Regions from separate parts of the Homo sapiens genome. Here region 1 is linked to region 2. The links are chromatin loops, found by intact Hi-C in ENCODE. Cell type or tissue: mammary epithelial cell. All regions are shown on one strand. Links, peaks and the distances in the headings refer to the core of each region. The heading gives the core; the rest is flanking DNA.

Region 1 (2,500 bases), core at 1-2,500, 290 kb after region 2:
AGTGAATTGTATGATCTATAAGTAATACCTGGATAAAGTTTTCAAAATACAATTAGGGAAAAACCCAAGAAGTCTCAAAGTTCCTAGGAAATCATGAAACAAGGAGGAAGAGAACATTCCAGTCAGAGGGCAGAGGGTGTGAGTGAAACCTGGAGGCCTGGCTGGAGTGGGCACGAGGTGTGGCTGAAACCAGGGGTGCTTAGCGGGGATAGACGGAGCTGCAGCCTCGCCCTTGAGTGGGTTGTACCAGTCATGTCACTGAGCACTGACGCTGCGCTCTGCATCCTGGAGAAAATCAATCTTCCAACAACCCCAGAAGAAGGGATGCCAGATGAGGAAACTGAGGTTCAGAGAGGTTAAGTAGCTTACCCAGTCACATTGCTATTAAGGAGGTATATATATATATATATATTTATATGGAGACGGAGTCTTGCTCTGTCGCCCAGGCTGGAGTGCAGTGGCTGGATCTCAGTTCACTGCAAGCTCCTCCTCCCAGATTCACGCCATTCTCCTGCCTCAGCCTTGCGAGTAGCTGGGACTACAGGCGCCCACCACCACGCCCGGCTAATTTTTTGTATTTTTAGTAGAGACGGGGTTTCACCTGTTAGCTAGGATGGTCTTGATCTCCTGACCTTGTGATCCACCGGCCTTGGCCTCCCAAAGTGCTGGGATTACAGGCGTGAGCCACCGCACCTGGCTTTTTTTTTTTTTTTTTTTTTTTTGGAGTCTCGCTTTGTCACCCAGGCTGGAGTGCAGTGGCACAATCTCGGCTCACTGCAACCTCTGCTTCCCGGGTTCAAGCAATTCTCGTGCCTCAGCCTCCTGAGTAGCTGAGATTACAGGTGCCCGCCACCAGGCCGGGCTAATTTTTGTATTTTTAGTAGAGATAGGGCTTCAGCCTGTTGGCCGGGCTGGTCTTGAACTCCTGACCTCATGACCCACCCACCTCGGCCTCCCAAAGTGCTGGGATTACAGGCATGAGCCACCGCGCGCAGCTTAAGGGGGTAGAATCTGAGATCCATCAGCTCTAGAGTTTGGGATCTTGAGTAACAGTTTCGCCACGTTTAACAAATGTCCGGGGCCTGGAACGGAGACACTGGCGCTTCTATCGCGCCATCTGCTGGCCAAAACGTAGAGCTCAACTGGCGACGGAAAGGCGTTGGTTCCCAGGCTTGACAGGATTCCCTTCTGCCCTCTTCTCAACTGTTTCTCCCAACAGCCCTGAGTGGGTGGTAGGCAGGAATTGTCCAGCCTCATCTTACCAATGAGGAGACCAAGGCTTGGAGAGAAGAGGCGACTTCTCAAAGATGATCCAGAGGAGTAAAGGAGGCCCCGGGATTCAAACCCCCCTCCGTGAGGTGCTCTCCACCTCCCGCTGTCCTCAGTGTGGACTTAGATCCCAGAGCATCTTCACCCCTCTGAGGGGGTGAGGCCAGTCCCCTCCCTGGCTGGCTTGCAGACAGCGACCCAGGTTCAGGTAGCGGCCTAACCCACCCAGCTCTGTCTCTGTGGGGGTGGTTTGACCTGATGCAGGTTTGAGCCTGTATCAGGCTCTGTGGGGGGTTAGGGCAGGGTTCTCAAGGCTGAGCAGAAAGCTTCCACCCCACCCCTCCACTGGGGACTCCAAGCAGGTGACATTTCTGTTTGGGGAGCTGGCTGCCCCTTCCCTGTCCCCAGCCCTTCAGGAATTCTGGGTCTCAGGCTCTGGAAGGAGGGAGAGGAGAGAGAGAGGAGGCCCAGGCAGAAGTGGGGAGACAGTAGGCTGGGAGAAGGAGGGGCATGGGGGTGGGGCCAGAGCAAGGCCACAGCGAATGATAGTGACAGCAACCGTGCTAAGAAGAGCTGCCACTGTGGAGGGACAGGCGCTGCAAAGGTGCTTTACGGGAATTATGAGCCTTAACCTTCTCTGTGGCCCTGAGAGGCAGGGAGGATCATGACCCTCACTGACAGTGGAGGAGCAGTATCCAGGAGCTTGAGTAATGTGCCCAGGGTCACATGGCCAGTGAATATGAAGCCAGAATCACAACCCAGGGAGTTGTGACTCCCAGAAGGAGGGGACTGATGGGAAGCAGAGTGAAGGAGCAAAGGACTGATGGGGTGGCCATCAGGCTGGGAGTGGGGGACAAAGACGTCCAGCTGCCTGGCCGTCCCATGGCTGTCATCGTGTGTACGAGTGTGTATGTGTGCCAGGGAGAGAGAGTGTCTGAGAGTCTCGGTTGTCAAATCTTGGTGACATCCTGGTGGCATGGGTTGTCTGACTGTGGCTGAGCAATCTGGGTTGTTGAGGGGCCAGGAAGGCTTCTTCTCTCCCTCAAGAAGTCTGGGTCAACTTTGAGTCATCCTTCTGAGCACATCTTAAAAGTCACCTCTCCTGGGAAGCCCTCCTGGATTGCTAAAATGGGGTCGAATTCCCATGTTACACACTTGCAATGCTTCTCCTGCCAAGTAGTCATCATATGTATAAGTGGTTAAATATTTGTATTTACTCGGTAGAAGCCCT
Region 2 (8,556 bases), core at 2,533-5,032:
CAAACATTCAGCTCTACAGATCAGAAACAATAAGTATTATTTAACCTTAAAAAACTATAAAATTCAAAGTGGTTTGCCCTCACTTTCATAACCAGTCAGAAACAAGAAATGCATATTATACCTGTCTGAAATATTTCATCAAGTCTTTCTGCCACCTTCTGTGGGAGGCCTGCCTCTATCAGTGTCTTGTAGTGTTCTGTGTGAGTTACACTGGAAGTATCCATTGGTTCTTCCTCTTCTTTTAACTGTACCGCATTACCATTCACCTGATTAGCCATTTTATTATGCTGCTGGAAAAAATTCAGGAGCTATATTACATTAAGCCAGAAATAACTAGTTTGTAGGACAATGCATGATTTATCTAAACTAATTTGTATACATGCTGCTAATAACCTCTATCAAAATAATAATTTATTCCTCCTGTGATGTATCTGACCTAAATTGGCAATAATAATCCTGTAAAACCATAGAAAATGTACATGGAAGCATTAGATCTTTAAGGAACTTCATGTACACCGGGTAAGATAAAGGCTTTAATTTACTGAAGGTAGAATTGCTGATTAACAAAAGCAGCTGTTCTGTCCTGGTGAAAAGATCAAAATCACTACAAAATCCTTTACTAAAAAGCCCCTCAGCTCTCGGGTCTTACACAGTTTTAAAAAGTTTTGTTTTAAAAACAGAATGAACACCCACAGACCACTTAATCAAGATTTAAGGACTTTCAAATTTTCCTGGCTCTGCTTCAAATACAGTATCGGTGTGAAATAAGTGCCCTGTTTTCTCTAGTTCAACATGCTGGTGGTTTGGGTTTTCTCCACCTAACAATACAAAACGAAAACAAAAAAAAACCAACTTGACATTAATTTTTGTTCTAAGATTAATTCGCTATTCCCACAGATTTAAAAGAAAAAATGACCAAGTTTAAAAGCGAAACAATTGTTTTCAGTCCAAATAAAATACTAAGTGAGCTATAGTTTAGGTTGCTTCTTAAAAAAAAAGAGTACATGTTGAAATTTTCATATCAGTAAAATAAAGATGTAAAAACATACTGAAGAATGGACAACTTCTTCCAAATATTTCAAAAACCGTTACCTAATTAGGCTAAACTTCAGCCAGATTTCTCAGATTAACCTATCAAAAATAATTTTGTACATTCAGCCTGTAGGTAATGCTGAAATGGACTGACTCCCTGAAGAGAGAGAGTAAACAATAAACCATACAAGGCCAGTCTGTGTACTGCCTCAAAAGACAGGGAATTAAAGTGCATTTGTCTGTGGTGAAATTACAATGTGATGAAGATAATAGGCAGCAGAACAAGACATTGCAACACATACTAAATAAAAGACATAAAGGTGGATCTCAAGAAAAAGCCTACTTTTCTTGATGAAACTCAAGATACCTAGTCATCTATAAAGAAAATACAAGTCTCCTACAAAGTACTAAGACACATAAGATAACCACACTTCCCGACAGCTTATCGAACATTGTGCAAATGCACCAGGTGCAGTTTTCTGGCTTAAAACAACTTCTTTTCATTTCAAAGTCCACTGATACTTAGTTGAAGTTAACGAAAGAGGGAGGAAGACCAAGAGGGGAAGGAGGTAATAGAGAGTAGGAAGAAGAAGAAAATGCAAAGGATTACTCTGAAAATGAGATAAACATGACTCCTCACAATTACAAAACACTATTAAGACTCGATAGCCCTTAATAGACGCAGACTGTGGTTAAATTCTGGGTGGATGTTTCTCAAGACAAGCTTCAAATTCTGATGAACTAGCAAAAACGGAAACATTCGAAATGTCACACTTTTGATCAAGAAACTGTATTGTGTGAGATGAATACGTTTACTGATTAACACGACCTATTTCTATAAAGATGCATCCTAAAACACAAAATCTCCTTGCGAACATAAGGTTCTGTTTTCCCATGCTCCCCCATCCCCACATACTACCTTAAGATCATCAGAACTCAAAAGTTCTCAGTATCACAAGACCCTTACAGCATTGTACCTAGGAATACTATCAGTCACAGAAAAGAGGCAAATTTTTAACAGAAAAGTTCAATGAACATCTGTTAAGGTGGGGTTTTTAAGTATGTGTAAAGCAAAAAGACAAGTTGTGTATTAAGTACAAGACAGAAATATTTATGCCTACCATTTCATTGCAAAGGCTCTACAAGTTGATACTGAAATTGGTTAAAATTTTCAAAAAAAGTTTGTAAATTTTAACAAAAAAACCGTAAAATAATTAGATTCCAGAAAATAAAACCTTCGGATCAAGGAAAGCCCTCTCTCTTCAAGCCAAATACAAAATGCTCATTTTGAAAAGACTTTTTATGTCATATGAGACCATTTGAAACTCATTCAAATGTGGCATTCAACACAATGCCACACAGCCAAACCATATTTCTGGATGCAGCAAATATACTAACGTGACTGGAGTCATTTGATCTAAACATTTTTGCAAAAAAAAAGGAGACATTTAAAGATTTAAAAGGGCTGCTGGGAGATTCGGGATGTCAGCACTAACTCCTCCCTGACTTTTTCTGAACCTCTCTGTGCAAATTCTTCATATTAAGAGACGGGCTTTAAAAGAACCAACGAAATGAGACTAACGGTTATCTCATGGCTTAGGAGTGTCGAGCTCTCATCCTACGACTGACTCATGAGACATCAATTCAGCCACTTGAGGACTGCAAAAATCTCAAACAGGTAGTGTGAAAGGACTGAACCTTCCAAGAAGCCCTGGGCTTTTTTAAAAATTTGGCAATACGGCCACTACCGTGTAAGAAAAAGGATCGCCTTTCCAATTTGGTGCGCCTCTGACAGTCTCAGAATTATCCATTTCAGGCGCCGCTTGGAGCCTAAGTTCTACGGCCTCTAGTAGTCATTTTTTCCTTCAAATCTCAGCCCGCGGCATGCAGAATGTGGGAGGGGAGGGAGGCTTCCCACACAAATCGGCCTTTCGGTTTCTGCTCACACAAAACTTTTCTCCCGGCTCAGATAACCCTGGGATCTGCACCCCGCCTTCCGCCCCCCACCCCCATCCCCTCAGGCCCGTCCGGATCATCAGCACATCCCTCTCGGGCTAGGCCGGCCGCGGCGGGAGCGAAGCGGCTCCGGCGGGGAGAAGCGGCAGGGCCGCGGGCGCCTCAGGCCCTTCGCGGGATCCGGCCGCATGGAGCAGCGAGCGGAGGCGGGAAAAGCACGGCCGGCCCCAGCAGGCCGCGCGGAGAGCGCCCAGCGGGCCGGACCGCGGGCTAAAGGGGCGGGGGGAGGAAGAGCGAGGGCGAGAAGCGTTTCGGCCGGGCTAGGCCCACAGCCGCGCGGGCGGACTAGACCGAAGCCGCCCCCAGCCCGTCCCCACCCCCACCCCGGGGCCTCGGAGCGCAAACGAAACGGGACCAGGCACGGAGCCCGGGCTGAGTCGGGTCGCATCGGGGCTCCCGGCCCCTCCCCCCACGGGCCGGCGCGAGACTCACCAGGGCAGAGCGGGGGCCGGCAGCCGGGCCCGTGAGAATCAGCGCGAGGCGCTTTGAAAACGACTAGAAATGGCGCGCGCGCCACCCCCTCCCCCCCCTGATGGACTGAGACGCGATCCCGGCAGCACGCGGGGTTTCCCGGAACTGCTTCCAGGGACTCCGAGCTACGGGGCAATCGCTTGGCGAGGCGGCCTGACAGGCAGCTCAGACGACCAGTAGTATCCAGGCAAAACGGACCACGCCGGACGACTCGAGAGCCAATCGATGAAGCTGCCGGCTGAACCAATGAGGGTGCTCAGCGCCCCTGGCTGGGGCGCCTCCGGGGCGGGGGCAGGCACACAAAGGGGTCTGTGGTGGAAGCCCTTGGTGGCTGCAAGGCTTGGGGGCGCTGGGTCCTGGGTGGACGAAGCTCCTCCCTCTTCGTCTGCCGCCGATGCGAGGCCGAAAATCTAGGCCTCGCGCCGCGTGGCCGCCTCCGGAGCCCCGCCCCCTATGGTCAGCACTGGCCCAGCTCCGCCATGGCGCTTGCGTCCCGCCACCGGCCGCCCTTAGCCCCCGAGTCCTCCCTCGCACCCCCGCGGCCGGCGTTCCCCCCAGACACGCCCATAGCCACGCGTTCGGGCCTCTTTCGGTCATCTTTTCGCCTCTAGTGAGCACACGATTTAAGGATGATTTGGCTCGTCATTTTGCTGAGGATTTTGTCTAGATAATCATTCCTTGGAACGATCGGAGAAATGCCTCTTTCCCTCCCTGGCTGCCGTCCACACATCGTTGGTGGCAGACTGTGAGGGAAATCGTTAAAATGACTCAAAAGCAATGTGTAACACAAGTGATAGAGCAGGGAGCTTTTCCCCACAGGGTTTGGAGCTACTTGATATTCATAAAATAAAGCAGCTATATACATCTCTGAAGCCAAAAGAGCCATGCAGGGGAAAGGGGTAATTCCCAAAGGACACTATAATTCGTGTTAGTCCTAAACCTATTTCTCACCTGCCATTCCTACTGATTTGTTCCCTGTCCTTAGTCCAAACCTGTCTCGTCTCATAGAAACCTTCCGAACTCACTTCTGTGGTGCAAGCGCTTTTTTCCCAACCCCAAACTCCAATGCCCCACCCTTAGGAAGTGGAGGAAGTCAAGCAGTGGTCTGCAGATTTCCAGATGCACTCAAGGATGATTAAATTTCTCAGAACCTACAAACCTATATTTAATTATTGAAAACGGGCGGGGCGTGGTAGCTCATGCCTGTAATCCCAGCACTTTGGGAGGCCGAGGCGGGTGTATCGGTCAGAAGTTCGAGACCAGCCTGATCAACATGGTGAAACCCTGCCTCTACTAAAAATACAAAAATTAGCCCGGTGTGGTGGCACGTGCCTGTAAACCCACCTACTCCGGAGGCTGAGGCAGAAAAATCGCTTGAACCCGGGAGGCGGAGGTTGCAGTGAGCCAATATCGCACCACTGCACTCCACCCTAGGGAACAACAGCGAAACTCCGTCTTAAAAAAAAAAAAAAAGAAAAAGAAATATTGAAAACGACTACTATGTGCCCAGTACCAAGTTAAATCTCTGGGTAGATCCAAGTTTTGTGTTATGGGGTGTGAGATTTACAGAAATGCTGGGAGTCTTAGGCCGGGCGCGGTGGCTCACGCCTGTAATTCCAGCACTTAGGGAGGCCGAAGTGGACGATCACTTGAGCACAGGAGTTCGAGACCAGCCTGGCCAACATAGTGAAACCCCGTCTCTACTAAAAATACACAAATTAGCCGAGCGTGGTGGCGCGTGCATGTAATTCCAGCTACTTGAGAGGCTGAGGCAGGAGTATCGCTTGAACCCGGGAGGCGGAGGTTGCAGTAGCCGGGATTGCGCCATTGCACTCCAACCTGGGCGACAAGAGTGAAACTCCTTCTAGAAAGAAAGAGAGAAAGACAGAGAGAGAGAAGAAAAGGAAAGAAAAGGAAAAGAAAGGAAGAAGGAAAGAAAGAAATGTTGGGAGTCTTTAAGAAAAATCATATTAAATGACGAATACAAATTTAGGAACAGAGTCTTGGAAGGGCATTGTAAAAGTGAGGGAGGACCCCGAAGCTTAACTTTTTTTTTTTAATAGAGACACGGGAGGTGCGGAGGGAATCTCGCTATGTTGCCCAGGCCGGTCTTGGCCGGTCTTGAATTCCTGGCCTCAAATGATCCTTCTGCTTCGGCCTCCCAAAGTGCTGAGATTACAGGCGCCCAGCCTGAAGCTTAAATTTTACTAGCTTCACATAAATCTGCCTCTAGCGCCATAATTCTTAACCTATTTTGTGCCATTTGGAAGTCTGGTAAAAGCTATGAATCTCTTCTCAGTTTTTAAATGCATGAAACAAAATACAGAGCAATACGAAAGAAACCATTTATATTGAAATACAATTAGGAAATATATTTTAAAACACATTCGTGATATAGTAAGGTTTTACTTTTTTATTTTTTATTTATTTTATTTTTATTTTTTTTTTTTTGAGATGGAGTCTCGCTCTGTCGCCCAGGCTGGAGTGCAGTGGCGCGAACTCGGCTCACTGCAAGCTCCGCCTCCCGGGTTCATGCCATTCTCCCGCCTCAGCCTCTCGAGTAGCTGGGACTATATAGCCTGCCATCATGCCCAGCTAATTTTTTTTTTTTTTTTTTTTTAGTTGAGACGGGGTTTTCACCGTGTTAGCCAGGATGGTCTTGATCTCCTGACCTCATGATCCGCCCGCCTCGGCCTCCCAAAGTGCTGGGATTACAGGCATGAGCCACCGCGCCCAGCTTATTTTTTTATTTTTTTTTGAGACAGAGTCTCGCTGTGTCGCCCAGGCTGGAGTGCAGTGGCGCAATCTCGGCTCACTGCAAGCTCCGCCTCCCGGGTTCACGCCATTCTTCTGCCTCAGCCTCCCGAGTAGCTGGGACTACAGGCGCCAGCCACCACGCCCAGCTAATTTTTTGTATTTTTAGTAGAGACGGGGTTTAACCGTGTTAGCCAGGATGGTCTCGATCTCCTGACCTCGTGATTCGTCCGCCTCAGCCTCCCAAAGTGCTGGGATTACAGGCGTGAGCCACCGCACCCAGCCCAGCTTTTACTTTTTAATTTTTTTTTTTTTTTTTAAACATGTGCTCACTTTATCACCCAGGCTGGAGTGCAATGGTGCAATCTGGGCTCACGGCAACCTCTGCCTCCAGGGCTCAAGCGATCCTCTGACCTCAGCTTCCCCAGTGGCTTGTAGGAACTACAAGCGCTGGCCACCGCTCTGGGCTAATTGTTGTTTTTGTTTTTTTGTGTTTTTTTTTTTTTTCTTTTTTTCAGAGACGGGGTTTCACCATGTTACCCAGGCAGGAACTTTTTCTTTATTAACACAATAACTATTAAGATCTTAGAGCAGATCTAATAACTACAGAAATTGTAGAGTGATATTTCAAGAAATCCATGAGTAGTAAAGTGATATGAAAATGATTTCTATTGGTGACAGAGGGAAAGCTGTTACTAATTCTACTGTGATATGTTGTCTACATTCACAATGGGGAAAAATGCTAAATTTCAGTTAGATGTTAGAGAAAACAAAGATGTAATTTTTTTCCCCATCCAAGTTTAAGTACTCCTTACTTGCATTCAGAGACTCCTTCAAGTCCATTGATGAGAACCCGTGGGTCAGATATGTAATTTTTTTTTTTTTGAGACAGTCTCACTCTGTGGCCCATACTGGAGTGCAGTGGTGCAATCTCAGCTCAATGCAACTTCCACCTCCCGGATTCAAGCGATTCTCCTGCCTCAGCCTCCCAAGTAGCTGGGATTACAGATGCCTGCCATGCATGACATCTGGCTAATTTTTGTATTTTTAGTAGAGGCAGGGTTTCACCATGTTGTCCAGGCTGGTCTCAAACTCCTGACCTCAAATGATCCGCCCACCTCGGCCTCCCAAAGTGTTGGGATTACAGGTGTGAGCCACCGCACCTGGCCTAGATATGTAATTTAAAACGATTCTATCACCCAGTATTTTCTGGGATAATATTTCAAATGTTCTGCTATGTAGTCATCAAAGGTATACTCCACATTTCAGACCATATGTCTTGATTTTTTTACTTGGAAAGAAAATTATTGTATAGATACAGATATTCATGAATTCAATATTCCACAAATATGTATTGCATGCCTCTATATAAAAATCATGGAGTTGGCCAGCATGGTGGCTCATGCCTGTGGTCCCAACACTTTGGGAGGCCAAGGCAGGCAGATCACCTGAGGTCGGAAGTTCAAGACCAGCCTGACCAACATGGAGAAACCCGGTCTCTACTACAAATACAAAAATTAGCTGGGCATGGTGGCGCATGCCTGTAATCCCAGCTACTCAGGAGGCTGAGGCAGGAGAATCACTTGAACCCGGGAGTCAGAGGTTGTGGTGAGCTGAGATCGCGCCATTGCACTCCAGCCTGGGCAACAAGAGTGAAACTCCAACTCAAAAAAAAAAAAGAAAGAAAGAAAAATCATGGAGTTAAGAGTAGAGAAAGCCAGGCACAGTGGCTCATGCCTGTAATTCCAGCACTTTGGGAGGCCGAGGCAGGTGGATCATGTGGTCAAGAGATCTAGACAATTCTAGCCAGTATGGTGAAACCCCATCTCTACTGAAAATACAAAAATTAGCTGGGCATGGTGGCGCACGTCTGTAGTCCCAGCTACTTAGGAGGCTGAGGCAGTAGAATCGCTTGAACCCAGGAGGCAGAGGTTGCAGTGAGCCAAGATCACGCCACTGCATTCCAGCCTGGCGACAGAGCAAGACTCCATCTCAAAAAAAAAAAAAAAAAAAAGCCAGGCACGGTGGCTCATGCCTGTAATCCCACCACTTTGGGAGGCTGAGGCGGGAGGATTGTTTGTGTTCAGGTGTTCAAGACCAGCCCAGGCAACATGCTGAAACCCCGTCTCAACAAAAGTTGCAAAAATTAGCCGGCTGTGGTGGCACATGCCTGTAGTACCAGCTACCCAGGAGGCTGAGGTAGGAGGATCACTTGAGACTGGGAGGTGGAGGTTGCAGTGAGCAAGTGAATGCACCACTGCACTCCAGCCTGGGCAACAGAAT

Evidence for each region. Peaks named below come from ENCODE experiments on the same cell type or tissue, not always from the same donor. Only the 100,000 strongest peaks of a DNase experiment are listed, where the experiment ranks them.
Region 1: it touches region 2 in a loop (3-fold over the local background); 2 of 110 quality-filtered maps call a loop at or near these places.

The regions. Positions count from the first base shown.
Region 1 is chr1:23,636,491-23,638,990 of GRCh38, forward strand. All of the region lies in intron 4 of MDS2 (myelodysplastic syndrome 2 translocation associated), which reads left to right. Among named protein-coding and RNA genes, the nearest start is that of MDS2, 10 kb to the left of the region's middle. In mammary epithelial cell, for the core only: a CTCF peak has its summit at 1,123 (motif pointing left); a DNase peak (open chromatin) is centred at 1,081.
Region 2 is chr1:23,340,731-23,349,286 of GRCh38, forward strand. HNRNPR (heterogeneous nuclear ribonucleoprotein R) reads right to left here and starts at 3,554. Exons shown (of 11, transcript NM_005826.5): 1 at 3,481-3,554; 2 at 122-287. The coding sequence starts at 278. RefSeq lists silencers at 3,027-3,096, 3,107-3,466, 3,977-4,096 and an enhancer at 3,487-4,071. In mammary epithelial cell, for the core only: a CTCF peak has its summit at 3,954; DNase peaks (open chromatin) are centred at 2,671 and 3,731; H3K4me3 peaks cover 2,021 bases; H3K27ac peaks cover 2,235 bases.